2 separate regions of the Homo sapiens genome follow, and region 2 is linked to region 1. A link is an interaction called in ENCODE POLR2A ChIA-PET data of the cell type or tissue named here. Cell type or tissue: GM12878. All regions are shown on one strand. Each heading gives the region's core, and the rest is flanking DNA. Links, peaks and the distances in the headings are about the cores only. Region 1 overlaps EBF1 (EBF transcription factor 1). Region 2 overlaps EBF1 (EBF transcription factor 1).

Region 1 (15,007 bases), core at 6,292-11,291:
CCCTCCCCCTCCCCCTCCCATTCCCCTTCCCTTCCCTTTCCTTCTTCCCTTTCTTGACAGCGTCTCACTCTGTCACCCAGTCTCAGCTCATTGCAACTTCTACCTCCTAGGTTCAAGTGATTCTCCTGCCTCAGTCTCCTGAGTAGCTGAAATTACAGGTGTGCACCACCACGCCTGGCTAATTTTTGTATTTTTGGTAGAGACGAGGTTTCACCATGTTGGCCAGGCTGGTCTCAAACTCTTGACCTCAGGTGATCCGCCTGCCTCCCAAATTGCTGGGATTATGGGCATGAGCCATCATGTCTGGCTAGGAACCTTTTTCTTTCCCTGCAGCTTGTGCTGGGATAAGAGAGGATGGGTGGGGAAATTTTATTTTTATTTCTACTCAGCAGTGTTTTGACTTGTTTTTTTGAGATGGAGTCTCGCTCTGTCACCCAGGCTGGCACCATCTCAGCTCACTGCAACTTCTGCCTCCCAGGTTCAAGTGATTCTCTTGCCTCAGCCTCCAGAATAGCTGGGATTTCAGGTGCCCGCCACCATGCCTGGCTAATTTTTAAATTTTTAGTGGAGACAGGGTTTCACCATGTTGGTCAGGCTGGTCTCAAACTCTTGACCTCAAGCAATCCACACGCCTCGGCCTCCCAAAGTGCTGAGATTACAGGCGTGAGTCACCACACCTGGCCCTACTTAAGTTTTTATGCTGAATTTCAATTGCACATGATGAGATGCCCAGGCAATTCACAATTTCTGGTATATAGCTCCATCATTTCACTTATCACATAGTATGGTATTATTAATTTTAAGAATCAACTAGCTATCAATTCTCAAGCTTTAGTGTGCATCAAAATTCTTCAAATGCCCCTCTGGTCCAAGTGGACTCATCCCACAGGAAAGAGTACGTACAGAAATTTTCATACAGTTCCTACTTTCTCTCTGCCAGGACAAGTTTCTGAGGTAATTCTGATGAAGACAGCATGAGAACTGTACTTCAATGAACTTTCACAAGGGAAGGGACTGGGTTGTCTGTTGTATGCCTTCTGTTTGGTGCAAAGTAGGTGCTTAGTAAATACTTATTGAATAAGGACAGACTGAATGAATAAATAGATAACCTAAGAAAATAGGCTGAATGAAGAAATAGTAAATCATTAAGAGTTTTAACTAAGGGTTTCAACAAAAGTCAACAGAATGGTCTGTAGAATTTTGGAGAAGAAACTAAACAGACTTTAGTTATATGGCCTTTTATTCCTTTGGGTTACACTTGAATGATGGGAAAACAATGGCAGGTTTAACTTGGAGATAAAAATTTCTCAACATCAAAGTTTAAAATATTAAGTAGGAAGTTAAGGACACCAATGGTGTGGAGCCTTCCCAGTTGATACTCATGTATGAATTATGCAATATGAAACTAATAAATGATGTACATTTTACAGAGTGTGAGATGGATAGCTCTTAACTGTTCACATTTGAGTTAAATGGTAAATCTTAGAGCATAGAAACTTTGAGAAAGCCACTCGTAATCTTTAGTTCCTAATTTATTCCTTGTAGAATGGGGCCAACATCCCTAGGTTCTGTGCTGAATGATATTCACTTGAAGTTTTACAATGCAGTTGTTTGTTATTTCATTAAAGTAGTGCCTATTCATAGAAAAGTCAGAAAATATAGAAGAAAGAAATAATCTTTGTGCTATAATTCAAAGCTAACTGCCATTAATATTTGCAGGTAGTTTAAGTCAGCTGTGTATTCAGTGCTTTGCATGTACAGCTGTGCAAGGAGCTGTCAGGAATGGAAAGGCACTATCAGAAGTCCGTGGTGTCTTGCAGGGGCAGACCATTATACAAGCAACTGCAGGCCTTGCAGTGAAGACCAAGTGTGACAAGTGCTGTAACAGAGTGTAGGTGGCAGGGATTAATTCTAGCTCTGGGTATCTGGGAAGGTTTCATGAGCTCAGTACATTTATACCGCACCTGGAGGGATAAGTGGGATGATGGGAAGCTGAGATGGTGTGGGAGTGAGGGAGGCATTTCAGATCCAGGGAGGCAGCCTATGGTGAAGGCAGGAAGGAGATTTCATGTTCAGGGCACAGGATGTAGCTTGGTGTGACTTAGCAAAGAATGCTGAAAAGTGAAGAGTAGGAGAGCATATTATTGGCATTATTAGGGACTTTGAAAGATTCACTGATCTAGCCCCTGCCAGAACAGCCACAACTGATTAATATTTTAAAAGTATTCAATCTTCCTTGGCAATTACTTGAATACTCTATCATCCTAAGAGTCAAAAGTTTTCCTGGGAATTTGAATGTAAAGAGTTGTCTTCTTTTTTACTTTTCTTTTGGAGAAAAACTTGAACCAAAATCATGGTGCTCTTAGTAAAATTGGTATTGAATGAGAAGCATCACTACATATTGGACTCTCTGGAAAGGTCTGTTGGTTGAGTAAGTGAATGAATGTGTGACAACGAACATTTGTACTTTTTGAAGTCTTGAATCATAAGTTGAGCATCCAGGCAGAACTGTATGCCTCAGTTACTGTGGACTTGAACTTCTTGATCTCTCTCTGACATCTGTCACCTCCACAGGGGAAGTTAATATCGAAACCCTCTGAGTCCTTAGAAGGGAAAAGTGAAATTCTAACGTGAGATTCTAAATGAATCTGCTTTAAAATGCTAAACACATATGTACTGAACAAGGAGATATTAACAGCCTTTCATTTTCAACCCCTGGCTTTCTGTCTGCATGAAACACACACAAAAGTAGTGACTGGTGACTATCATAATTACATATAGTATAATTTAATCCTTATGGTGATGTTCATTGACACTTCCCAAGAGACCCAGATTACATTGGTTTTGTTTTGGCCACTGTTCTCCATATTTGGGTTGGTTCTGTTACCAGATCACCCACTGGTCTTTCATTATGGTTAAAATGCATTTGAGGGATCACAAATAGGGTGAGAGTGGTTGGGAGCAAACTCAAAAAATATTAAAATTTATAATTGGCTATAATCTAGTGAAAGTGTTGGCATTTCTAGTGAAATGATTATGCTGGCTTCAGTTGTAATTTTGAATGAATCTGGTGATGATAATAAGAATATAACCAGAATGGTCAATGATCCCACGATATATATATAACATGTAAAGAATATAGTTTAATGGATGTGGGCTTTGGAGTCAAACTGCCTATGTTCAAATCTCAGCTCCACTTGTTACTAGATGGGAAACCTTGGGCAAATTACCTTACCTCTTGGTAGCATTATCTGTAAAATGAGAAAAGAAGTAGAATCTCATAGGACTGTTGTACAGAGTAAACTGATACATGCAAAGCACTCAGGACACGGCCTTACACATGGTGCAGTGCTTGTGTTTGCTGTAGTAACTGCTAAGTTGAGGAGCTGAGGCTCCTTCTGCCTCATTTTTTATGCTTGGCTTTGTGGGGTGGGTCGCTGTTACTGAAGCAAAGTTGCCACCTGCCTGTGCATCCTTTTCAGCCTGGGGAAAGATTTACACCAGTAATCCAGAAGTGCAAGTCCTGATACCTTTGCTCAAAACCTGTCCCTTGGTCTGCAGGAACTCTGTGGCCATGATTCCCAGTAGAAATTTGGTTCCTTGTAATGGAAACAGTTTAAAACAAATGTGTCCTCAGTCTGTCCCCAGTTCCAAGAAGGACAGACGGACACTTGGTTTTGTGATCTGCCTCATTTCTGCCACATTTCAAATCATTAGGATGACTTCAAATATTCGCCCAGGGCCAGAGTTTGCACCTTAATATGTTTTGGCAAGAAACACTTGGCATTTGAGTAATCTGTGTAAAAGAACATCCGTGAGGATAAACATCTTCTCTACCACACATGAACTTAGAATTCTTTCTCTCTTAAATTTCCAGTCAGACATTGCTAGGGGAGTAAGTTGGGCCAGATAGCCAGAAGTCAGTGTTAAGCTACAGCCCCCTTGCTCTAACCTCCCTTCTCTGTGTCATTTCTAAGAAATTGTAATTTTTTCTTTCCCCATTGGCAACTGGTTAGTTGTCCTGTCCTCTACCTATTCACTGTCTCAAGACTTTTTCCTGCCTTTCAGATTTGACTTCTAGTATGAGGAGACCTACGTGGAGTGCGTCCTTTTCCTTAAAACTATTTTTAAATTCTTTCATTGGCTGCTGTGCTATGACAAAACCATTTTGTTTTTTTAAATTCTTGCCACTAATGATGCCCTTCCCTCAAGGGCATACTCTGAGCTCTGAGGTAATGAATGCTTTTCAGGTTGATCATGTTCATCCCTTCAGGCTGAGAACACTTTCCAGAAATGCCCAAGATCTAAAGGACCTTGGCCAGTGGAAAAGGTAAACTTCTTGAAATCAGTGGCCAAGAATAGGGGCAGCCACATGCTCTCCCCCTGGGATCCCCAAGATAGTGCCACAACTCGGTACCATTCCACCCTCCACTGCAGGGAGAGAGGAGAGAATTTGCTTCATCTGTGCAGAATTCCCTCCAGGATCTTATTCCTCCCCTTTCTGCCCACCCCACCTCTCAAACAGAATGATTGGTGCTTAAGTCAAAGAGGGTCTCTCTCAGGAATGCATGTTAATATCAGAAAAGGAGAGGAAGTCAGCCCGGCAGTGAGCAACCTTTACCCTTACATGGGTTCAGCCTCCTCAGCCTGCCCTTGTGGCATCCTGGGATTTTGGCAGCCTTATGGGTATCAGATTTTCACATGGATGAACTGTACTCTACAACTACTTCTGTGTGCTAGGAACCAAAACGCTTTCTTTGACATTGAAAATAGAGTTTTCTCCTTCTCACTGTTTTGGCCTGCTCTGTTGCAAGGGAGATCCATTTTTCAGGGCCTTGAGACTCTTGTTTACCTCTTCTCAGAGCTCTGTGTCTTTGAAGGCTACCAGGAGGTAGTGATGACCTTCGGATAAAGCCCCTGGCAGCTCAGGTGGGCTGGGTAGGGATAGGTGCTTTTTGGTTCAATATTTTCAATTTGGGAGATAATCCTTAGACTCTTAGAAAGACTTCCTTGGCTATTTCTGGGCAGTAGGCTTGGACATGGAGGCAGGAGGTTCTGCATTTCTTTTTCAAAGCAAAGGTGATGGTGCCGTCTATGGAAACAACTTTTCCAAAGAGGTCCTTTTAATCATGAGGCATTTTGCTGTTTACCCTCCAGTGTGTGTGGGGTGGGAGCAGCTTGAACTTCACACAGAAGGGAACCCACAGTTGTTTCCACACAGCTGTTTCCTGCATTGGGCCAGAGCAAGTCTCCGTGTCCTGAATATCTGCGGGAAGGATCATCTGCCACATAACCATCTGCAGGCATAAGTCAAGAGGAACTTTCGAGGAGCCTTAAGATTGCAAATGTAGGTTTTGTGTCTCAGTTTAGGTGTGCCTTGATGCATTTCCTGTCTAGCATGGACATTATGAGAGCAGCTGCAAAAATCCAAACGTGATTTTTCAGAATTTGGGTTGGGGGAGGTAAAAACTCAACCTGCTCAGCCCAGATTGATTGCAATGCTTTACATAATAATTAATGATGTACAAGCTGTTGCCTAATGGGCAGTTTTACTGTGTGTGCCCTTCAGTTCTGACTGGCTGGAGTTCTCCACGATTTAAGGCACTACCCCTTTCCTTTATGTGTCTTAGCCTTTGGGTAAAGCTGCTGTAGTCATTATTATCTTTCTTTGGTGGTTATTTCTTCTTCTTTTTTTTTTTTTTCTTTTTGTAGGTCATTCAATGAAACCTATAGTTCTCATTGGGTACATAGGTCTTTGCTTCTTTTCTTGACCTTAACATTTAAAGAGTGAAGAATACTTTTTGTATCTGAAAATCTCAACATCTCTGAGTGCTAGGCAGTGAGCAGTTGCCAGGGATAAATGATGAAGAAAATAATTATCACTTCCTCTATGGCAGGTACTATTTCAACACTCCACATATGTTAACTCATTTAATTCTCTTAACTCTTTAAAGTAGGTTCCGATGTTCCTCCCATCTTACAGATGAGAAAATTGAGGCACAGAGAGGTTAAATAATTTATCTAAAGTCACCCAATTAATTAAGGAGTAAAGCTAAAATTACGGTGAAAGCTGCACAGTGATCCTAGGAGAGAGGTACTATTATTCTCATGTTTTAATGAGGCCACTGAGGTTCAGGAATTGTTGAAATTCACTCAGGCTTCTCTTAGCTCCAATGCAAGCTCTTGCCCAGTATATTCTACTGCTGTCTTTACTGTAAAAACACCCTTATTTCTATCCCTTGCAGACCCTAGACTCCATTTAGTTGAGCAAGTATTTACTGAAAAACCACTGGGTTCTAGGTCTTACGCCGGGCACTATGCATGCAGGGATGATTTTTTAAAAATTTTATATCCTTATGTAGGTGAGTCAGATCCTGCTGACTAATTGAATTAATTTTCCTTTTGGGGGAGTCCAGAAGTGCCTTTTGGTCTTGAGTACCGTGCTGGTCACATGAAAGCTACTCAAACTAGATACTAATATCTGTTGGTTGGTAAAAGGTGATACAGGTATGTCATTGAACAAGCAATTTTGTTCTACAAATGTTTGTATTGGGTTCAGTTAGTTCCGTGATGGGCTAATGTCCTACACTGGCCTGATTGATGAACCCAAATAAAACTTTTAATAGGATGTCACCTTTTGGTTTTATGACTGTCACTTTCCCATTTGAGGTAGTAGACTAAACAGTTTAAGAGCGCAGGCATTCAGCTCTTACAGGATTGGCTTGAGAAGCTAATATTATGTTGGGAAAATTATATAACTAGACATCAGGACATATGGATTATAGTTCCAGCTCTGATATTCATTACTAACTATGTGAATATTGTCATGTCTTCTGATGCCTAATTTTTCTCATAGGCAAAATGAGGAGGTTAGACTAAGTGATGATTAAGATCACTTATAAAATCCTAGAGTTCATGGAAAACACATACCATGACTAGTCCTTTCGGTCAATTTACGAGATTGGTTGTTGACTGTAGATAAATCCCTTAATTTTGTTGTCTTTGTTTTTCTTGCCTTTCAAATGGCTTTGATAATTCCTGGTGCACCTAATTTATAGAAATTCCGTGAGGATTTAGTGAGATATTGGGAATATAAGTGCTCTGAATAATTAACGCATTACATGAACACAAGATGATATTATTTGTACTGAAAGTTAACAGAAAGATGTCGAGTTTCTCGTTACCTCCTTCCTTCCCCCTCAAAAAAAAAAAAAAAAAAGGCTTGAGTTAAAAAGGAGTTTGATCCTGGTCAGGCTGTTTCCTGGAGTTTATGGAACTCCTTGGAACTCTACAGGGTCAATAGGGGCTTTGTCCTGCTGTGGGTCAGTTTCCCACAGTTGGGGTAAGGCTGCCACACTTTTTCTCCTGACAACACTTTATCAAACACACCCGCCTCACAAAATGCAGCAATTCATTAGACAAAAGTGAGGTTTTGAGTTACAATAACCTCTGCTTTGTTAAAAGCCCCCTCGGAATCTGAGATCTTCTCCGTAGGCCAGCAGACGTGCACATGTCCCCCGGTTTACAAAGGCCTTATAAACTTAGCCTGATAAGTCATCCCCCAAATTCGTGTGCCATGTCTGTCTCTCAGTGGGGATATTTTTAACTCCTCCTTCTAACTCCTCTCAGTTCCTTTAAGGAACTGTAATCCGAAAGGGTCAGGCACTTGGCTTTTACTTAGGGGAAAACTTTGAAAGAATTTCTGAGGCTCCCTCTGGGGTAGGGCTGGCTTTCCCCAAAAGAACTGGCCCTTCAGAGCGTCTTTTCCACATAAGGGCTTGTGTGAGGCCTCAGGCACCAGTTGATGGCCGTGTCTTCCCCACGACAGATGGTCAAGCTTTCAATTTCAGCAAGTGATCCACTGTTGAGGGGGCAGGCGGGGGACTCTGCCAGCATGCCAAGTGACAGGCCAGCTTAGGGTAACAGGGATCTGGTGTGTGCCCGGCATAGCTTTTGTGCTAACGATGGGCTGCTGACAGGCGCCCTGCCCCAGCTCATCTTTGAGGCAGAAGATCCTCTGCTCCCTTGATTCTGTTTCTCCCTGGCATAGCTGGTGTCCTGTTTGCCTGTCTTTCAAAATTCATTTTGGCACCAGATGGACCCCCTCATGGTGGCTAGCAGTTGTCTGACTTGAAGAAGCCAGAGGGTGTGCTGACAGCTCCTTCTAGCACAACCTGAATCTGGCTGTCTTGTCTGGGCTCAAATGGCTTAAACACACATGGGCAGCAAATATTACCAACCCTGGGGAAGCAAGCAGGGGGCCCTCTTAAGGGAGAATGGCAATGACGTCTACCTCCATAATGTTCATGTTGCTGTTGTGGAAATCATGATACTAATAATTATTCTTAGTAGTTCGATTAATCTTATTTACTCTTATTAGCAAAATTGCTGTTACAGTACGATTGCTATCAATAGTACAATTAGTATTAACATCATTACTGCACTACTTCTGTCATTACTAAAACTACTACATCATGGTGGTTAAGAGTACAGTCTCTGGAGCTACACTGTCTGAATTTGAGTTCTAGATTCACACTTCCTAGCTTTGGACAAGTTATTTCACTTCTCTGAATCTCAGTTTTCTCATCTATAAAATGGGATTAATAGCAGAGGTTACTTAGGAGGATTGTATGAGAAAACAGATTTGTTCTTAGCAGTGAACTGAGCACAAGGTAAGCACCCAATACACGGAAGCCATTCTTATGATGACTGCCACCATCAGCATACCTACCATGTATCTGTTACTCTGCCTTATCGCAATTTTCACAGTTTCCCTATACAGTAAGGCCTGTTATTGCACCAGTTTATAGATAAGGAAAGTGTGGTGCAGAGAAGTTCAGCTCCTTATCCAAAGTCACACAGGTAGTACCTGTCAGAGTCAGGATATGAATCTCATTATTCTGGGTGTTTCTAATGGCTGTGGCCTTTCACCATATCACACCCACTCTTGTTGTCAGTTTAGTGATAATCAGCCCTCTCCTGGGGCTTGAAGTAGCTTTGAAATATGCCCTTCTAACTGACTGTTCTTGAAAGCAGCAGCCAGTTTTCATGTCTTCAGTGTCTATGGATATAGGATTGAACCCTAGCAAGATTCAAGGATCACAACAGTCAGCTCCACTGTATTAAATGGTTTCTGAAAGCCATGTGTGATCAGCAGGGCTACCCAGCACTTGCCTTCTGGGAGCTCAGACCAACAAGACAGTGCAAAGGCACTTAGGATTTGGGCCACTCCCTTAACCCCCCTTCCTTTACCAAATCTGTCATATTGAAAGTGGGCAAGAGTCAATGACTGGCTGATTGTCCTGTGCAAGGACAGTGTGGGTCTTGGTACCGGAAAAGGAGAGCTCAAAATCAGATTTTGTTTCACACAGCTGGGCTTCAGTGGTGTTCTGTAAGCCATTTGTCTTGGACGAAAGGTTGATCAACTTTGGCTTCTGTGGAGAGAATCTGGAAGTAGCGGCAAGTGATTATTTAGAGGCCTGCTTTCATTGATGGGCAGTCAAATGTTGTGTGGTGTTAAACAGTCATTTTAGGACGATGTTTGCATTTTTAAATGTTACTCTTTTGGTTGAAAAGGCCATTGTTTGTCTCTAAAGAATGATTCCCACAACATACTCCCATCTTGGCAGATTCTAAGAGACCAAGGAGCAGAGGGATTCATCTGGGACTTCTCTCAGTTTCATATTCAGAAATTGGCTGAACTCTGTATGTCTTCGTGCAGTGCTGTTGTTATAGAGGATCCCAGTGTTACATGATTGACAGACATTGCAGTCAGAGCCAAATTCAGACTGAGGCATCATAGGGTGATAGTTCTTCATAATCTATTTGTGTTGAGATGGGGATTTTACTCCAGTGTGGACTTGAAGTGGAAGAAAGGGGAAGAGAATTGAATTACAACAAGAATTCAGTTGACCAGCATTTTAATGCATTTTGATATTTTTAGGAAACATTTCGGCCTGAAATCCACAGGCACATCACATCTAGGCCTAGTAGTAAAAGAGATTGCAAAACTTAGGTATCTTTGGAAATACTTCTTTTCCCAAACCTGGGCAGGTAGAAGGTTTAATTACAGGTGGTAGACATGAATGCCCCAATATGACACTTTTAGTAGCTGCTGCTTTTCCATGATAGACTTTAACAACTGTGATGGTTACATAAGAAATAACTCAGAAAGTTATAGGGTGACCATATAATTTATCACCCATACCAAGACATTTTTGAGAGTTAAAGTAGGTACTATTAATATATACACCAGTACAGCTGGTATAAACTGGGATTTTTCTTGGCAAATTGGGACCTTTGGTCACCTTAGCAAGTAAAACCCATGAATCTCACTACAGAACCAATTCAGAAACCAAGGTGGCAGTGAGGCAGGAAAATCTTTATTCAATCACAGCTAGCTCTTGTCTACAGCAGACAGTTTAAGAAAAACAGGAGGGCCTGGCGCGGTGGCTCACGCCTGTAATCCCAGCACTTTGGGAGGCCGAGGCGGGCGGATCACGAGGTCAGGAGATCGAGACCATCCCGGCTAAAACGGTGAAACCCCGTCTCTACTAAAAATACAAAAAATTAGCCGGGCGTAGTGGCGGGCGCCTGTAGTCCCAGCTACTTGGGAGGCTGAGGCAGGAGAATGGCGTGAACCCGGGAGGCGGAGCTTGCAGTGAGCCGAGATCCCGCCACTGCACTCCAGCCTGGGCGACAGAGCGAGACTCCGTCTCAAAAAAAAAAAAAAAACAAAAAAAAAAAAAAAAAAAAAAAAAAACAGGAGGTATTTGAGAAGTCAAAGGAGTTTAGTTAGTTTGTGAATTTTACTTATTTCTCATGGGTAGTACTAATTAAAACATTTTACTTGAGAGGCTAAGATAAAAAGTGGTTACCAAATCCTTGTATTCATCCAGCATGTATTTGCCAGTTCATCATCTGTGAGTTTATAGGGCTTAAACTGCATGTTGTCGTTGGGGACCATGAGTAATTCTCAGACAATTATATCCAATTGGAACCTAACTTAAATTATGATGAAAGCTTTCCCTCTGTATGAGTGAAAATACTTCCTTGGGGCTTAATTCTTCTGTGAGATCTGTTGGCAGTGCCAACAGTGTTTGTGTCATAAGGAAGGTCCAGCGTGGAAACAAAACAAAGGCTAAAGCCACAAATGAAATATTGGCTCTAACACCATGCTGAATATTTCAGAAAACATGTAAAGAGAATCGAATGCACAACCCAGGGGTGACTTACCTCTTTTTTCCCTCCCGTGTCAGAAACCGAAATGCTAACCATGATGATTTGTTTCTTCACAGGTTCTTCTTGAAATTTTTCCTCAAATGTAACCAAAATTGCCTAAAGAATGCGGGAAACCCACGTGACATGCGGAGATTCCAGGTGGGTCTGACTTATCTTTCTTGAATCTCAATAATGGCATGAATATCAGGAGAGGATAAAAAAGTCTTAGGCAGAAGATACGTAGCTTTTTTTCCCAGAGGTGAAGAGCAGCTGAGGCCCTTGGTCCCCCAGGTATCTGCAATCTAGCAGTTGTTTAGATTAGAGAAGAGTGGGAACTGTACCACCTGTGCTCACTGGTGGAAACAATGGTGTTCTTTGAGTCTAGTTTTGGCTGCCTGAGTGGACTCACTTGCCTAAACCCCCACAGATTAAGTAAAGTACATAGAAATGATGAATCCTTTGTCTAAAATTTTGTATGTAGAAAACCAGTAAATAAGAGTAAAGAGGCTGAGCGCAGTGGCTCATGCCTGTAATCCCAGCACTTTGGGAGGCTAAGGTAGGCAGATTGTTTGAGTTTAAGAGTTCAAGACCAGCCTGGCCAACATGGTAAAACTTCAACCCTACAGAAAAATACAAAAATTAGCTGGATGTGGTGAATTTGCCTGTTGTCCCAGCTACTCGGGAGGCTAAGGTAGGAAGATCACTTGAACCCGGGAGTTGGAGGTTGCAGCTGAGGTCATGCCACTGCACTCCAGCCTGGATAACGGAGTAAGATCCTATACCCCCCACCAAAACAAAACAAAAACAAACAAACAAACAAAAAACAGTAAAGAGTACAACTGGTAAAACTGCTCTGCTTTACAGTAATGGCTTTCTCTTCCTTTGCTTCTCTCTGCTCACCTCTTCCAATTTTGGAAATTGTTAGTGGTAGCTGCCTATTATAAATGGCCCTGTTAAGAAGCATAACATCTCTAAAATGATATGGATAACAATTCTGTTTCAGAAATGTCCTTAATTATACATTTACTAAAGGAAGAGGACTCACAAACAAATTCATTTACTTCTAAGACACAAAATGGTACTTGGATTTTAGAAAAGGTTGTTGAGTCTAGACGTGGTGCTTCTCTGACTTAAAAGTGCTGAAAATCCCCTGAGGATCTTATTAAAATGTTAATAGAGGTCTGGGGTGGGACTGGAATTCTGCATTCCTAACAAGCTCCTGTATGATGCCAAGGCCACCGCCCACACTTTGAGTTGCAAAGTTTTAGACCCTTGTGCTGCTCTCCACCGAATGGCTAAGTTATTTGTATGGTCAATGTTAGTTTCCCTGTCAGAGCAACGATCCATTTATGTATGCTCATATGGTCCATCAAGGAAACAGCATGGTGTTTAAAGTATGCTCTTAAGTATATTTAGTCAGCTTTAAGTGTAGATTGAAATGTATGATCTCTGAGAGAATCTTGAAAAATTTTAGCTGCACCTTCATTCTCTGATGGGAAAAAGGAAAGATGATCTTGAGCATTGATTGGAGATGTCAATATCTCTTAGTCTCCAAGATGATTTCTTTTAAGGAGGTGAGACTTATTAGTCTTATTAAAGAACAAATGCGGTAGAAAAAAGTAATCTCTCCTGAGATTCTGAGGTATTTCTCTAAAATCATCTTGGCTTCACCACCTTTTGGCTTGACACACAGGAATGGGGATGTTTCTTTTTTTCTTTTCTTTCGTTTTTTTTTTTTTTTTGAGATGGAGTCTTGCTCTGTTGCCCAGGCTGGAGTGCAGTGGCACAATCTTGGCTCACTGCAAGCTCTGCCTCCCGGGTTCATGCCATTCTCCTGCCTCAGCCTCTGGAGTAGCTGGGACTACAGGCACCCACCACCATGCCCGGCTAATTTTTTTGTATTTTTAGTGGAGACAGGGTTTCACTGTGTTAGCCAGGATGGTCTTGATCTCCTGACCTTGTGATCTGCTTGTCTCGGCCTCCCAAAGTGCTGGAATTACAGGCGTGAGCCACTGCGCCTGGCCAGGAATGGGGAGGTTTCTAGTTTCTTGCAAAATGTTTCCTCCGGTCATCTGACTTCAAACTTGGTGTTCTCATTCCCATAGAGGATTTTTTGTGTTATGTTTGAGTCAACTTTGCAATTAAGCTGGCAAAACCACACATGTGGTGCTACTAAGTGTGTGTTGCTTAGGGTCTTGCAACATGAGGCTGAATTTTGGAATAAACTGTTTTGTAGCTTGCTTTGGTCTTGACATGAACCTTATATTTCTTTTGACCAAAGCTTGAGTTAGGAGCAAAGTATAGCTGGGCGTGAAACAGTGTATGTCTAATAAACATGTCTAATGCCTAATGTATACCAGGATTAACTCTGCTGTACCTCTTAGGGCAGCAGAGTTTGGGATGGACTTTGATGACACTGGGAACCTAAAAGAGCATCCGTGTAGAACTTCCAGGGGCTCTCTTTTCTTTGTGGAACCTACTAGTAAAATGTCTGAAAAGGTTGAATTATAGAAATATACCTGTTATACAAGATGAGAAACCAATTTAGTCTATTATTTTTGAGAACATCTACAAAGCTTCTATTTTGCAAACAAAATAGTTATTCTTTGTTTAGTAGAAAGGCTGCTGAGATGAGGAGGCACAACATAGATATCTGGAAAGTCTTATAATCCTTTGGAGCTTCAGTTTCCTCAACTGTAAAATGGAGGAAAATTGACACTTCTGCTTATATCACTACATATGAAAGAAAGCAATATTTTGCATGTATAGCTAATTTGTAAGTGATAAAATACAAATGCAAGCCTTTGGAGAAAATCCATGTGACAAACTGAAGATGGATCATGAGTTCAGTCTAGGGTTTCTCAACCTGGGCACAGTTAACATTTTAGACTGGATAATCCTTTTTAGGGTCAATCATGGGGGGTGCCCCCATGCATTGTAGGATGTTTAGCAGTGTCACTGGCCTCTACCCTCCAGATGCTAGTAGAGAACATCTACCTCCCAATCATGACACCCAAAAATGTCTGCAGACATTATCAAATGTCCCCTGGTGGAGAGAGGAGAGGCAAAATGGCCCCTGACTGAGAACTACTGATTAGTCCTATATCTGATAACCGCTGACAAGCTCTTACTGGTGACAGTGCCACTGTCCCAAAAATTGCACACTTTGATTAAGTGTGAGAGCTGCCCAGCACAAAGTCCATACTGTCTTTCAAATAAATATGATTTATCTGAACTCTGACACTGACAATGCTCTTGCCTGTGATTCTCAAATGGGTCCTAAAATAGATCAATAGGGGCAGCTACCTTGGCCACCATAGAGTCAGTTTTTGAGTTAAGGATGAGCCGTGTCTTCCTTTATTAACAATGACAAATTCCTTATTGGGTCTCAGGTTTAACCTGCTTTGTTCCCATCACCCACTCTTTGCTGCCTAGAAGAGGATGGAGGAACCCATGGCAGAATGAACACTGTCACATTTTATTTTTTATCCCTGTACATTAATACATTTCTTTATTATTTTCATACAACCAACATTGGGTTTCATGCATGCAGGTGCATGGATATTTGTGTAATTAGAGGATGGATGAATTGCCTCGAGAGTTAAAGCAAAACCTCAAATCTCTCTAACCCAACCTTTTATTTTTTCTTCTTCAGTCTTTTTCTCTTTCATGACTATTTACTCCTACCTCTCTCTGTATTATTTCATGCTGGCAGACATTACACCCTTTTTGAATCCATTTTTTTTTCTTGAATTATATAACAACAGTCACTCATTCTGAACTCCCT
Region 2 (15,007 bases), core at 3,946-8,945, 170 kb before region 1:
GTGTCCTAATACTCCTTAGCCTTCTCAGTCTTATGTCTTCAGTTATTTGAAAAACAAAGTAAATAGCATAGCTTCCTTCCCTAGGCTGATTTCCGTCTTTTCCTGAATCAGTAAGCAAGGATTTGTTTCTTCTTTGTGTGTATGACCCCATTTAAATTCAGAGTTCATGGTAACATAAATGGTAACTGGTAGGAAAACAAATAAAGTACAAATGCATAAATACATTTCTTTTTCAAAATTTATCACATTAAACAAGCCAATAGTTTTGATGTTATCTCCACAAGGTTGAGACCTTGCTATTTATTAGACCTACTGGGATATGTCCAGGCAGGAAATGTAAGGTACTGAAGGAATGGGGGTTGAGAGAGATGGCAAGCTGGAAGCCAGTGTGCCTTCTAATGGGAAGAGCTGAGGCTCATTCTCAGTTCTCTCTGCTCCGTTGCTGTTGGAGAATTTGAACCCAGGGTTATCAGATATGATTTTTTGATAGAAGCCAGAAGGTATTTTATTGTGAAATCAGATTTTAAGTGATGGCAACTAATTTTCAAAAATTTAAATCACTATGAAAGCAAAACAAAATTAGTCTGTGAGTTGCTGGTTTGTCAACTTTCTTTTATAGCTGCAGGGTAGCTAGATGTGGTTATTGAGCACTGGAGAAGTAGCCAGCACAGATTGAGATACGCATTAGATATAAAATACACACTGATGTTGGAATATTATGAAAAGCATCAATAATCATTAATATTGCTTACATGTCAAAATAATATTTCGGATATCATGGGTTAAATAAAACATTGCTGAAATTAATTTTACTTGGTTATTTTCTCTTTTTAAAATGTGGCAATCAGAACATTTTGAATTACATGTGTGACTTGTATTATATTTCTGGTGGACTCACTGCTCTAGAGAATTTGAGCTGGGTTTTTCCTCTAAGGTCATCTCTCAAAGTGTGTTTGTGATTTTCTGTGGGTGAAGGACCATGAACTTATCTACTTGTCCTTTCTTCCTTCTTAGACCAACCTAAGGTCAAGAAAGGTCTGTCTTTTGGGGGGCCCTCCAGCCGGGTCAGTTTTGATCCAAGGATAGAGCTAAAGATGGATCTCACGCTTTGAGCTCAGGTTTCGATTGGCTAGTCAGTGTATGCCCAGCTGTCCTCACCCAAGTGCCAGTAATGATGACCCTGACACCTGGCATTGCAGTCATAGGCATGGAGTCCTTGGTGCCTAGGTTCTTCAGAAGGCGTGGCAAATTCCTGGGAATCACACTTCTTTTGTTTGCCGTCATTTTGCTTAAAATCTTATTTTCTATTAGATGAAAAAGAGCAAGCACCTAAAATTTCCTATCATCGTTATCATTGGAGTCACATTTTAACTCACATTTTGAGTTAAATTGAGGCCCACATTTTAATTGATTCAAGTCTTTCAAGCCTCACCTCAAGAAGTTTAATTTATGAGAGAGCAATTCCGAAAGGCAAGAGGGTGGTAACCAGTCTGAGGGGCCATAGCTGAAAAAAACAACTTGGAAAGATGGGAAGCCACTGGCCAAGTTCTTCTCTTCAGCTTTTCAGAGAACACAGTGTGTTTGTAGATCTCATCAAGCAAGCTCTAGATTCAAGTCCAGGAAATGTTATTGCTTTACTTTCTAGGGACTAGGTTCTGTATGGAATGTTTGTACAGACATCACCTCTTTTAATTCTCACCTCATGAAACACATCTAGTAACCTCTACTGAGGTTTTATGTGCTTAATCTTAAGAGAGGCAAGGAGGAACACTTGACAGTCTCTACCCACCTCCAGACATGCTAAGGATTTAACAATTTTCTTAAAGACAGGATAGTTAGAGTGCCCAGATATGGGCATATGGATTTTCCTTTTGTTCCTTTCTTTGGTCCAGCTCAGTGGTGCTCAAATTTTAGTAGGCTGTAAACACAAATCCACATGTGTGGTGTTTTATGGGTAATCTAAGTGATTTTCAAGGGTAGTTTTGACTACACGTGATTTTTGCTTTTCAGGCTAAGTCTAGGACCCGACTTTGTGGCTAAATGGAACTCGTTTAAATGTGTACAAGTTCTTAGAGCACAACTCCAGGTGGTTGGACACAAAGATGCGGACCGTATAGCCACTGTCCCCAGTGCTTACAGAATAATGTGTGTTCTTCATGTGGGCTTTGGTGGGATGGGGAGAAAACCCACTGAAGTTTAAATAGTCTCAGTGTTCCTGAAGTTAAGGAGCAGAGGTCTGGCCTGGCATGGGGAGGCATTCTTTGGAAATGGAGGTGGCAGCAGACAGGCATCCTGAAGAGAACAGCCCGGCCCAAGACAACTTCCCAGCCTGAGGTTCAGGTCCTCCAGGTATTTGGCTTCACTTCAGCCACGCTCACCTTATCTCTAGAAGTTGCTTCAAGATCAGCTCCAAGCTGAGTTCCTGCAGCTTCCAAGAGTGTCAGTTATGAGGCCCTCAACCTTAAGTATAGCTGGATGTTGGAGCTTCCTGGTTGTTGCAGGGAATACAGTGAAATTCATCCATTTAGTGGGAGTTCACCATGAGTTCTGTTGTGCGAGGAACTTAGTGGCAGTAGCTGACATTGAGGGTTTATGATATGCCAGGGACTGTGCTACATATTAAAGTTACATCCTATTACATTTAATTCATGCAATACTCTGAGGTAGGTTTTACTCATCCTCTTTCACGGATTAGAAAATTGAGAGAGATTAAATCATTTGCTCAGTGTTCCATGCCTTTCTTTAGGTGACTGCATCAGCCATAGTTAGATTCGGCTGCAAGTGAGGGAGCCTCTGGCCCTACCCAAAACAAAACAAGAGTGGCCTAAATAAGGCAGAAGTTTATTACTCTCACATAAATTAAGCCTGGAAGTAAGCAGCCTAGACCTGAGGTGGAAGCTCTTTCCCCCAAAGCCCTCCAGCCAGGTTCCCTCTAGCATATTCTTCTGCCATCCCTAGAGGGTGGTCTCATCCCTGTTCTCCAAGATGGAGCTGTAGCCATTACAGCAATATTCCTAGCAGCAGAATGGAGGAAGGAAAGGGGCAGGGCAGACCCTTCCTCTTAATGATACGGCTTGCATATTACAGATAGCACCCTGCTTTCATCTCATTGGCCAGGAATTGGTCACATGGTTACCTAGCTTTAAGGAAGTTTGAGAAATACAGTTTTTATTATGGGCAGCCATGTACTCAAATAAACATTGAGGATGTTATAACTTCATATGAAAGAGCAAAGAGATATTTGGGGTCAGCAATAGACCTTGTCACCATAGTGACTTTGGGCAAGTCACTTAGATTCCTCTTGCTTTTTCATCTATAAAATGAAAATGATGATTACTTGTTCTCACTTGTGCCTCATAACACTCCTGGAGTTAGGATAACTCTAGTTAGGGGTGTCATGAGGAGTAAGTGAGACTTTGGAAAGCATTTAGCATAATGTCCTATAGTTGGCATCATTTAAAACATAGCTCTTTTTAATTAAAACATGGCAAAGCCTTCCGTATTTCTGTTAATTTTGGGGACATGGTAACATAGTCACTAGAGAAACATGCTTGCTTTCTATATTTTCTCCTTCGTGATCTGTTTTCACTATTAAATAATACTTTGGAATCTTCTGCCTGCCATGTAACTTTAGTTTAATATCTATTTTTCTGTCAGGCTGAGGTGGTAAGATTCACTGATCATGAAATTTTAAAAGTTTGAAGAAGAAATAATAAAAGATAATGTTGACTTTCTTTCTCTTTCTGTTGATACTCTCACAGATGGTTCCTTTCTCTGTAGAACTCAATTTTATGTTGTGTGCTTAGGAAGCCCAATGTTGATGTAACTATAATTTAAAATAATTTGGAACTTACCCTTTAAAGGAGTGGGCTAATTGGGAAATTTCACATCTGGATCTATATTTATATCTATCCAGGTTACCACTGTTTTAGATTGGCTTAGGAGAGAGGCATACTTTTTCAGCCAGAAGTTGGAACTCTTCTTTGGAGCGCTGAAAAGTGGTGTTAAAATTGAACACCTTTGCTTGGGAGGAGTGTGAGCTGGAAGGATAGGTGTGCATGGGACAGAGAGTGTTATGCCTTCAGTTTGGATCAGTCTCAAGGTGTTAGTACAGCCGATAGGGATGGGTGGGGGTGTTAAGCTAAAGTCCTTATTGGTTTCCCACTGGATGAACCCATCTGGATCAGTCTCCACTGCACCACCACAGGGCTCCAGTGGTCTGATCTTCTGCCTCACCAGCCTCAGCCTGGATCTCAGGCACAGCATTGTGGGCCCTCCAGCCTCATTCATGCTCCCTGTACCTTGGGGTCCTTCTGCAATTGGACCCCTCTACCTGGAGTGCCTTCCTTGCCTCTCTGCCTCTTCAAGTGTTCCTCGTCCTTCAGATGCTATTTCCAGGAAAGCCTCTCTGAGTTCCTGAGTTGTCAGGCTTCTTTGTTTTCACTCTTATAACACTGGGCCTGTGTCCTTCAGAGACATGCCTAGAGTCCTCTTAGGAGACTATTTGATTCATGCCTGCCTCCTTTAGTCTGTAAGCTCACTGAGGGCAGGGCCTGTGTCTGCTTTTGCTGACCTTCTTGTTCCCTGTGCTTGCCGTGGTGCTTCACAAATATCCGCAGAATAAACCAATTTGAAAATTCATATATTACTTATGGATCATCCTCTGGTAACTTAGAAGGGCTGCTCAAAAAGGACTTTAATATAAATATATATTTAAAGCTTAGCAGTTGCATGATGGGCACACTGGTTTGCCAGGGCTGCCATAACAAAGTACCACAGACCAGGTGGCCTAAACAGCAGAAATCTATTTCCTCACACTTCTAGAGGCCAGAGGTCTGAGATCAAAGTGCTGTTAGGGTTGGTTTCTTCTGAGGGCCTCTTTCCTTGGCTCGTAGACGCCGTCTTCTTCCAGTGCCTTTGCATGGTCTTCCCCTGGGCATGTCTGTGTTTTAATGTCTTCCTCTTATAAGGACACCAGTCATATTGGATTAAGGCCCACCCCAATGACCTTATTTAATTTTAATGACCTCTTTAAAGACCCTGTCTCCAAGGCTGGGTGCAGTGGCTTATGCTTATAATTCCAGCACTTTGGGTTGCCAAGTTGGGAGGATTGCCTGAGGCTAGGAGTTTGAGACCAACCTGGCCAACATGGCGAAACCCTTTCTCTACAAAACTCTACAAAAAAAAAGTACAAAAATTAGCAGAGCATAGTGGCTTGCCTGTAGTCCCAGCTACTCAGGAGGCTGAAGTGAGAGGATTGCTTGAGCCTGGGAGGTTGAGGATGCAGTGAGCTGAGATCTCACCACTGCACTCCATCCAGCCTGGGTGACAGAGTGAGACCCTGTCTAAAAAAAGAAAAAAAAAAAGACTCTCCAAATACAGTCACATTCTGAGGTACTGGGGGTTAGGACTTCAACATATGAATTTTGGAGTGGAATGGGACACAATTCAGCCCATGGCAGTGGCCATGATTAGACTCTTAACTAATATGGAAGCCAAATGTTCTTCAAATCACATGTCAGCATTTTCTTTTCTTTTCTTTTCTTTTTTCTTTTTTTTTTTTGAGACAGAGTCTGTCTCTGTTGCCAGGCGAGAATGCAGTGGCGCGATCTCAGCTCACTGCAATCTCCGCCTCCTGGGTTCAAGCCATTCTCCTGCCTCAGCCTCCCGAGTAGCTGGGATTACAGGCGCGTGCCACCACACCCAGCTAATTTATGTATTTTTAGTAGAGATGGGGTTTCACCATGTTGGCCAGGTTGGTCTTGAACTCTGGACCTTGTGATCCGCCTGCCTTGGCCTCCCAAAGTGCTGGGATTACAGGCGTGAGTCACTGCACCCGGCCACATGTCAGCATTTTCTAAGCAGAGACCAGGGTCATTGCAGTAAGGTCTCTCTTGGTTAGAGTGATGCAAAGCCAAGTGGCTTCCGAATGACACAGCAAGAAAGTCAAAGAAAAGGCTCCACAAAGGCTATGTGGGCCACATTAAAGCGCAAGATTTATTTTCATTATATTTTTTCTTAGCAGAACCCATCTTATCTGGTTAGACAGGCTTCTTTAGAACCAGATTTTGTTCTTTGTGACATTTGGAGTTAATATGAGGAAATGCTCTTTGTATTGCCCAGTATTGAAAATGTCAGTAAACAAACGCAGCAGTCAGAGAAGGGGGGGTTCTAACAAAAGACATTGTTTCTTGATGCAGGAGGTAACAAGAGTATTTAGAACAAAGGTTTTCTCAAAATAGGCTTTTTAGCAAACTTTGGAGCCCTGCTCTGGTACCCCACCCGCTTCCATTCTGCTGAAACAGCGATGTTGATGAAAATACTTATTATTTTAACCAGCCCCCCAAACTTACCAACACAAACACACTCTTAATTTCAGGGCTGACAGCAGGGCTGGGAAGGTCCTTATAGGATCGCAAAACAACTCGGGCAGTTGAGGGCTTCCGGCAGCCAGCTAACAAAAATATACTCTCAGAGGATGCAGCTCAGGGAGGCGTGGGACCTGCACAGCAGAGAGCCTGAAAGCTGGCCTTTCCGTTTTTTACAGAGCTTCACCCTTCACATCTGGCGGAGCTGTGACAATCAGTGTTAGACCATTTTAGAAATCAGATACCCTGGGTACCAGGAAGTTGATTTGCCTTCAACTTCCTTAAGAAAACACGCATTAATATTTAAGCTGGGTTTTCATAAAAGAAGCGTTGTGCTTGAGATGTGAAATAAAGTTAGGCGGCTGGGAAAACTCCTCCAGATACGGTGACCCTGATGCAATTCAAATCACACTCCAGATTTGAAAAGGAAAGGGAGCAGGGCTCACCCTCCCCGCAAAGTCTTTGTGGCATTTTGTATCTACTGTTTTATGGTGTGTGTCTATAATTTGCAAGGAACTGGACTTTAAGTTGTAACTTCCTTCTCTGTAAACAGAAGTTGGAGATTCACGAAGGTTACTTTCTTAAGTGATCCCAAAAAACACTGTTTATGATTTCCCCTTGGTATTGTTTCTTTGCAGCTTTTTTCAATTAAAGAGCCCTGTGGCGTACATCATCTCGTTACGGGGCTCATGGAGGCTCTTGCTGTACAGGTCCAGCCTTATGCGTTTCCCTGCCCTCCTTTGGATCTACTCCCTGTGGAGCTGACATTGAGATGGTGTCAGATAAATCAGGCAGGACAATTCTGATGGTGCCATCTTGAATGTAGTGTGACTTTAGTATGTCTCTAAAAGAGTTGTGGAGACAAATACAGTTCTTAAAGGGCGAAAGAGCTTTTTCAAAGATCAGTATAAATGGTTTACTTTAAAAATAAACATTTTAAATCACTTTGATCTTAGCTGTCCAAAAGATGCAAACTAGTCATGCTTCTGGGGGGGAGTATTTTCCGGGGTTTTAAACCTAGCATAGACCATTTCCTCTTTGTTTGCAAAAAGATAAATAATTTTTGGAACAATAGAACACAGAAGAAGCAATTGTGTAAATAGTGGACAGGTAATATACTGAAGGTGTTGCAAGAGCAGAAATTGGTTTTGCATTTGCCCATAGAGCTTTTGGTAACCTCTGTAGGTAAGGTTATTTATCCAGATCAGAATTCTGCAAACTACATTCCTCTGTCTGTGTCTGTCCACCCTCCTACTCATCTCCATCTCATCTGCGAGGATATCGTGACTTTTTTTGGTCAGATACCTTATTGAAAATTTGCCCATGACTTAGCATAACTTCTGTCTTTTGTTTCAATAATTAGACTTTACTCTTTCGGGCTGTATACTTTCATGCTCACCTGGCATCATCATTCAAATATGATTTCAGCATTAGCTTAGTACTTAAGTGTCAAGCCTGTATTTGGTATTTTGGTACAATGGTTAATATTTTGAGGATTGCCTGAATTTTAGATTTTGAGTAAGTCATACATAATTGCAAAGGGAGTAAGTTCTGATGCACTTTCAAAATCTAACCACAAATTATGCAGAGATAAAATGAAATAATTTTGAGGTTTTCCACGTTTCTTTTGCATGAAAAAACAAGTGTCAGCTATGCTAATATCACGTACTATATCATCTTTAATTTATTTTTGCTTTTTTTTTTTTTTTGAGATGGGGTCTTGCTCTCTTGCCCAGGCTGGAGTGCAGATCTCAGCTCACTGCAGCCTGGACTTCCTTGGCTCAAGGGACTCTCCTGCCTCAGCCTCCTGAGTAGCTGGGACTACAGGTGTGCACCACCGTGCCCAGCTAATTTTTTTTGCTTGTTTTTTGTGTGATGTCTAAAATAGTTATCTCCTGGATAACAGGAAGTTGTCCTCAGTAAGTCTGCCATCTTTTTCGTATTCATAGTATGAATTCTCACTCTAAAGTTTAAGGAGACATGATCATTTACAAAGATACTTTAAGACCAGGGCTGGCATAGTAAAGAAAGTGTGATATTTTATTGTTAACTGGCTTCTAGTGGCATTTCTTAAACGAGGCTCTTTTGTCAAGTTCCACACAATCACGAGGTTGAGGGTAGGTTTTGAAGGAGGAAATACTGTGCAAGACAATTTGGGTAGTTCTGTGTGGGTCTCTTAACACTATAAAACAATTAACAGAAAACATGCGCTCTTTGTTGGACAGACAGAACCACAAAGTGGACACAGGATTATCTGAATGAAGACATCTGAGTTTTAATATGAGATCTTCAACTAACAAGCTGTGTGACTTTAGGCAAGACTTCTAACTTTTCTGGGGGGTTTTCTCCTTCATAAATTAAAAAGGGCTTGGCTTGACATCAAGTTAAAAATATAATTAAAGTAAATAAAAGCAGAGCTCCTGTAGTTGAGGAGAGCATGAGGCTGGGAGAGCTTTCCACTGGCTGAGCTTCCCCCTGGCCAAGGTCAAAATCACCTCCTACTTCCAGCATCTTACATTCCTTGAGTCTAAAAGAGATAATGTTAATTAGAATTTAAACTGATAAAAGCCATTTTGACATTTTTAAAGTGTCCCTTTGCTAATATTACTTGTTATAGAGGACTTGGAAAATATGAAAATGTTTAGGCTGGGCGCGGTGGCTCACACCTGTAATCCCAGCACTTTGGGAGGCCAAGGTGGGCGAATCACGTCAGGTCAGGAGTTTGAGACCAGCCTGGTCAACATGGTGAAACCTTGTCTCTACTAAAAATACAACAACAACAAAAAAATTAGCCGGGCGTGGTGGTGCATACCTAGAATCCCAACTACTTGGGAGGCTGAGGCGGGAGAATCGTTGAAGCCCAGGAGGCTGAGGCTGCAGTGAGTCCAGATTGTGCCACTGCTGTCCAGCCTGCCTTCATAACAGAGCAAGACTCTGTCTTAAAAAAAAAAAAAAAGAAAAGAAAAAGAAAAGAAAACGTTTAAAAAGGAGACCAAAATGATTTATTCACACCAACTCCCAGATAAATGCATTTGAGGTGTATTTTCTCTTTTTCTTTTATTTTCTTTCATATCAGTCTCCTCATCTGTTTGTTAACTAAAGTGTGTGTGTGTGTGATTTTTAAAAAGATCCTCGCTATTGGATATTTTAGTTATTTCCAGTTTTTCATGGTTATAAATATCATGTGATGAACACCTTTGAATATAAATCTTCAACTGTTGCTCTGATTACAATCTTAGAATAGATTTCTAGACATGGAATTCCTGGGTCAAAAGTTTGACTTCTTAAACTTCTAGTGATCTCATTTTATTTTACTTTTTTTTGGTACCACTTGTTTCAATAGAAATAATCTCTTATTCTTACACATGGAACCATGATGAGTTGTTCAGACTGTTAGGTGAAATAGTATTGAAGAGTAGTGAACCTGAAGCAGCTCTTACATGCTAGCAAATAAAATCTATCTCCCACATCATGATTAAATGGATCATTGTTCACTTGGTATGCTATGGTAGAAAGCTGCTTTCCAATTTGGAGAAAATAACTTGTAAAATCAATTTTAACATTTGTTGGGTGACTGGGATCTATCTGGTTGCTAAGATTTTTCTTTCCTTCATATCTCATGATACTTAACTTTGGTTTAAACAAATAGAACTTATGTGTTTCTAACACCCCTCATTTCTGAACTCCTATTTTTGAAAAAAAAAATTGGAACTGTGCATTTTGGTGGAGGGGGAGAGAATAAATGCATATTTAAGGTATGAATGCTTCTTTCAGGAATTGATCTGCATCTTGGCTGGCAAATCTCTCAGGTGCACGAAGGGGCCCTGGCTACTTGGTCATTCATGGAGGAATATATTTTTTAAATGCTTTCTTGACCCTCTTCTAATTTGGAGGCAAGCACATTCCTCACTTTTTCCCAACCAGAGCGAACCAAATTTTCATGTGCACAGAGTGTGTTTTCAGTGGATTAGACCCAAAGCTATGTTGTTCTAGAGGTCTTAGAACTGCTTATGTAGTACACAATAAGCTTTGTAGCACAATTTAAATGTTGATTTTAACATATAAACAGTCATCCAAAAGCATTCCAGAAAAGCTGTTTTTAGGATTTGGCTTAAAAGTGTATTGGATAATGACTTCTCAAGCATGTTTATTTTTTTTGGTGTCTTTATTTAGGCATATAAAGTTTTTCCTTTTACTGGGACCCCATAAAGAAGTCTGTGTCCCCTTTTTTTCTCTCTCTGTGCTTCTTCCTTTCCTTTCCCAGCTGTTCCTTTAATTCATCTGAGACATTAGATGACATTCTTTATTTTGCCAACAATGACTTATTTATAACTAATTGCCTGGGTTCTGGGATTGTTAGGAAACTGTATTGACAATGATAATTTTTAGTTGTCTCACAATGAGGACACATGAATTATCACAGATTCCAATCAAAAAATGGCAAATGAGAAACAAAGCCCCCACCAACGGTACATTTCTGACATTGCCTTTGTTAAGTGTTGCATTAATAGGAAGGTGACATTCTTTTGAGAAGTAAAGCATATGTAAATAGGAAGAGTTTTTAAAAATAGAATTCTTCAAGCCAGACTCATTTCTACAGCTTCATAAGGAAAAGAACAAGTTAGACAGAAACCTTCTGTTAACAGAGAATAGAAATTGGAGTTGTTCTCCTGCTTTATTTATGGACCAAACTTTTTATGTTTTGAGTATTTTTGGGTATAGTTGGGTATAATTAAGTGTGGTCTGACCAATCAATTCTGTGTTTAAATTTCATCATTAGTGAGAACCCAAGAGATTCCCAGGCTTTTTTTTTTTTTTTTTTTTTTTTTTTTTAACATGGCTATGATTGGTTATATGAGTTTGTGAAATTACAAACCTAATTTCTGGGTGGTGTCAAAGATGGGATTACCTGAAACGGATTCCCACGTTGCTTTGTGATTTGGTGATTATGGTTCTTGACTTCTCTAAGAGAGGAATAAAAGTGCCACACTCACTAATGACCAAATTGGTCAGTTCCACTCATATGCCCCCTATAGCCTCTTTACCATCTAGCCTTTCCAGAGTTAACCTATTGTAAAATTAGATTGTAAAAATGGACAGAGTGGCCACCACTCTGGGATAAGGGTGAAGGACTCATGGTGTCATCCCCACTAAATACTCCAGTGGAAATTATCACTTAATTATTTGTGATATCACCCAGCTCCCCAAAGAGCTGGCCTTCCTTTTCAGCCCCAGTTATCTTTTGGAAGTGTAACTCTTTCAGTTTGATTGTCCTGGGAACACATGCAGTTTTCTCTTGATGGGGAAACCCCTCTCTGAAGGTCTGCGTTTTAAGTGGCAGAGATGCAAAAACAGCCTTCTAGACAGAGTTTCTAATTGAATTCTCCTCTATACCGTTATCCATAAACTGAGTAATGCATCCAAGGAAGAAGAGAGGATGAGAGAGGTCAGGAAGTTTAGATTCCAGTAAAATTTAAATAGCCACTGAATTTGCCATAGCAAAACATGAGCTATGATTCTGTTAGTACACAGGAAAAGTCAATTAGGTGAACTGATTTTTTATGGTGTTGGGAATATTATAATTCAGGGATTCTTAACCTATAGCTTAACCTATAGGCAATTTAAGACTAGATTTCAGGGGTAGGGCAGTGAAACTTCTAAAATTGCTGTAACATTTTTTATTAAGTCATAGGCAGTTTCCTAGGGAGAGGCTTTTATCAAATTCTCAGAAGGGTCCACTGCCATAAAAGATTAAGGAACCACTGCATTCTATCATCATAATTTTTTGTCTTCTTTCAAAAGTTGATATTCTGGTTTTTTTTATGCAGAAAAGACAAAAGCATGTACAACTCTGATATTTCATGATCTTTAATTTCTTCCCCCTCCTGGATGTCCTATAATAAATGTACAGGAAAGAAATATAAAACGCTATCCAAACTCAGTTAATAGCTCTGAGAAATGCACACTCAGAGTGCTTTAAAATCAGGTTACAAATATCATTTTCAATTTGCTGGGGAGAAAATAGGAAGAGTCCCTTGGAATACAGAATAAATTCATTCTATGTACATTATCAGTGTTGGTTCATTATATTCTCATTGGCCCACAACTCAACACATCTTTAAGAAGCAAAAGTGCATACACTCTCCCTTACTGACAATATTTAGGGGAAGACCACATACTTTGTGAACTACTGTGAGTTGAGTTCTTGTAGTCAAAGCAGTAGTAGGTGGAGCTTCATTCTCTGGTATTAAAATCCTAAAAGTGAGTAGTGTTATTAATTGGGGGCACTTTTGAGATTTGATTAAGAAATTTACTGCTCTTGTGGGTTGTTTCCTCCCTTGTGGGATGTTCTGGATGAATGTCAAGGTCTAGCCCCGGCAGATTCCAGAAAGCTTGTCCATCTAAATTTGCTGTTAAGCCATGGGAACTTTTCTATTGCAGTCTTTGGGTCATGGTAACGTGTAAAGCCTAGAGTTTGTTGAAGGGCACTTTTCTCTCTCTAAAATTCTCCATTCCTCACAACTGGTTTTTATTATTCCGTGACATGCTGGGAGTGTTGCTATGACTGTTTGAGAAGTATGGGCAGATATATTGCTGGCTGGCTTCTTACAGGAAGAGTTTCCCATGATGGTAAGTCTGGCTGTAAATTTCAAGCAGCATTGCCACTTCCACCTCAAGCTTATCAAGACTCTTAGCCTTCCTTCACCATGAAGAATCCAGGATCTTATCACCTGAAGCTATTGAGATAATGTGACATTCAGTGGATGCAGAGACTTCCAGAGCACAGTTCCCTACTTGGCAGCTAGTAGGGAAACATGGAATTCATTATAGAACAAGCTAAGCAGTTGTAAATTGAAATATGGCAGCAATAACTACCTTTCTACTCAGTGACTCTGAAAGACTTTGATTATCTACCTACCTACCTACCTACCTACCTACCTACCTACTACCTCTCTGTCTTTTTGGTTTGCTACTTTATAGCAAAATGATAGTGTTCTGGAAAGACCCGAATTCTGGTCCCAGGTCCTGTAAGTCAGAGCTGTTGAACCTTAAGATAGTCCTGTAGCCTCCCTGGACTTTGTTTTTCTTATCTGTAAAAGGAACATAATAGTATGTGCTTTGCTGACTTAATATAGTCAGAGTGAGGAGGAAATGAGACCTCAAATTTGATATCACTGAGAAGCAGTTTTTTTTTTTTTTTTTGGAGATGGAGTCTCGCTCTTGTCACCCAGGCGGGAGAGCAGTGGTGTGATCTTGGATCACTGCAACCTCTGCCTTTGGGTTCAAGTGATTCTCCTGCCTCAGCCTCCTAAGTAGCTGGGATTACAGGCACCTGCCACCATGCCTGGCTAATTTTTGTATTTTTAGTAGAGACGGGGTTTCACCATGTTGCCCAGGCTGGTCTCAAACTTCCAACTTCAAGTGATCCGCCCACCTTGGCCTCCCAATGTGCTGGGATTTCAGCTGTGAGGCACTGTGCCCAGCCCACTGAGAAGCATTTTAAAGCCAAATGATGATTGCCATTTTCCTTGATAGAAATTCTCCCAACATTTTAGTGTCTCACAGTTCTGGCTTTGCAGTCAGGCAGGGCTGGGTGAGAACCCTGACTACACCACTTACTCATCCATGATCTCAAAGGAGCCACTTGTGTAATCTTAGCTCCATCTTCCTCATCTTTAGAACGGGAGCAGTGATAGATCACACCTACTAGAGCTGAAGTGTGGATTGAGCCAGGTGAGATTCATGAAGTTTGAGCACATGGCTTGTGGGCATGTGCTCAGTCCTCAATGAATGTAAGCTGTTGTCACGCTTTGAGTCCCTCTGCCTATATTGCTAAGAATTAGAACATTCTGAAAACAGATCCGTGCATATGTGCTCTAAGAATGCACAATACACAGGCAAGCTGTCATTTTAAGAGGAAATCATCCAAGGTCTTCTGGTTAGTCCTCAATAATCACCTTCTATTACAATCAGATTAAATCTTCAAGTGGTGGCAGAATGCCAGTTTTTTTTTTTTTTTCCTGCAGTTGTGTTTCCTGTGCCTTCTAGTGGTATTCAAAATACTTCACAATTCAACTCAAGAAATTTAGCACATCTTCAGAATAAATTATTATTGTCATTAGCACATTACCACCCAAGAAAATCTGTACAGGAACAGAATGCCCAGAGTGAGACACTGCATGTTCATCAGCTTGTGGGTGCCATATGTATGGGGATGTTTTTGTTTCGGCTGTTGCTTTTTGTACACCAAAGCTAAAAGCAAGACACACCCAGTGATGTTTGTTGATCTTGTGACTAACAGAGTTAGCAAAGAGCCAATTAAAGCAGTTCAAACAGACAGAAAGATAAAGATGCCAGTGCAGAGAAAAGTCACAGCAGCAATAACCCTTGATAAAAGGGCAAATGGAACCAAGATCTTACCTTTCTTGAGCTTATATATATAAATGTATCTGGCAGTAGAAGCATCCCAAACTTGCATCATGAGTAAAGAGTGATCGAAAGGAAAATCTGTTTTGATTATTTTCACAAAACTTCCTTTTGATGTGCACCGATTTTAATCAACTTTCCTACACAGCTGCAAATTAGTCCTCTAGCTCTCCATCCACTCTATTGCTTTCTTTCCTTATGATTCTTGTTAC

What was found. Peaks named below come from ENCODE experiments on the same cell type or tissue, not always from the same donor. Only the 100,000 strongest peaks of a DNase experiment are listed, where the experiment ranks them.
Region 2: POLR2A ChIA-PET joins it to region 1 with 13 read pairs; 3 of 35 experiments call an interaction of 5 or more read pairs at or near these places.

The regions. Positions count from the first base shown.
Region 1 is chr5:158,836,401-158,851,407 of GRCh38, reverse strand. EBF1 (EBF transcription factor 1) reads left to right here. Exons shown (of 16, transcript NM_024007.5): 7 at 11,298-11,379. Among named protein-coding and RNA genes, the nearest start is that of EBF1, 260 kb to the left of the region's middle. In GM12878, for the core only: no CTCF peak of the experiment used is centred there; a DNase peak (open chromatin) is centred at 9,267; H3K27ac peaks cover 1,185 bases.
Region 2 is chr5:159,002,842-159,017,848 of GRCh38, reverse strand. All of the region lies in intron 6 of EBF1 (EBF transcription factor 1), which reads left to right. Among named protein-coding and RNA genes, the nearest start is that of EBF1, 90 kb to the left of the region's middle. In GM12878, for the core only: no CTCF peak of the experiment used is centred there; a DNase peak (open chromatin) is centred at 6,538; H3K4me3 peaks cover 2,183 bases; H3K27ac peaks cover 2,653 bases.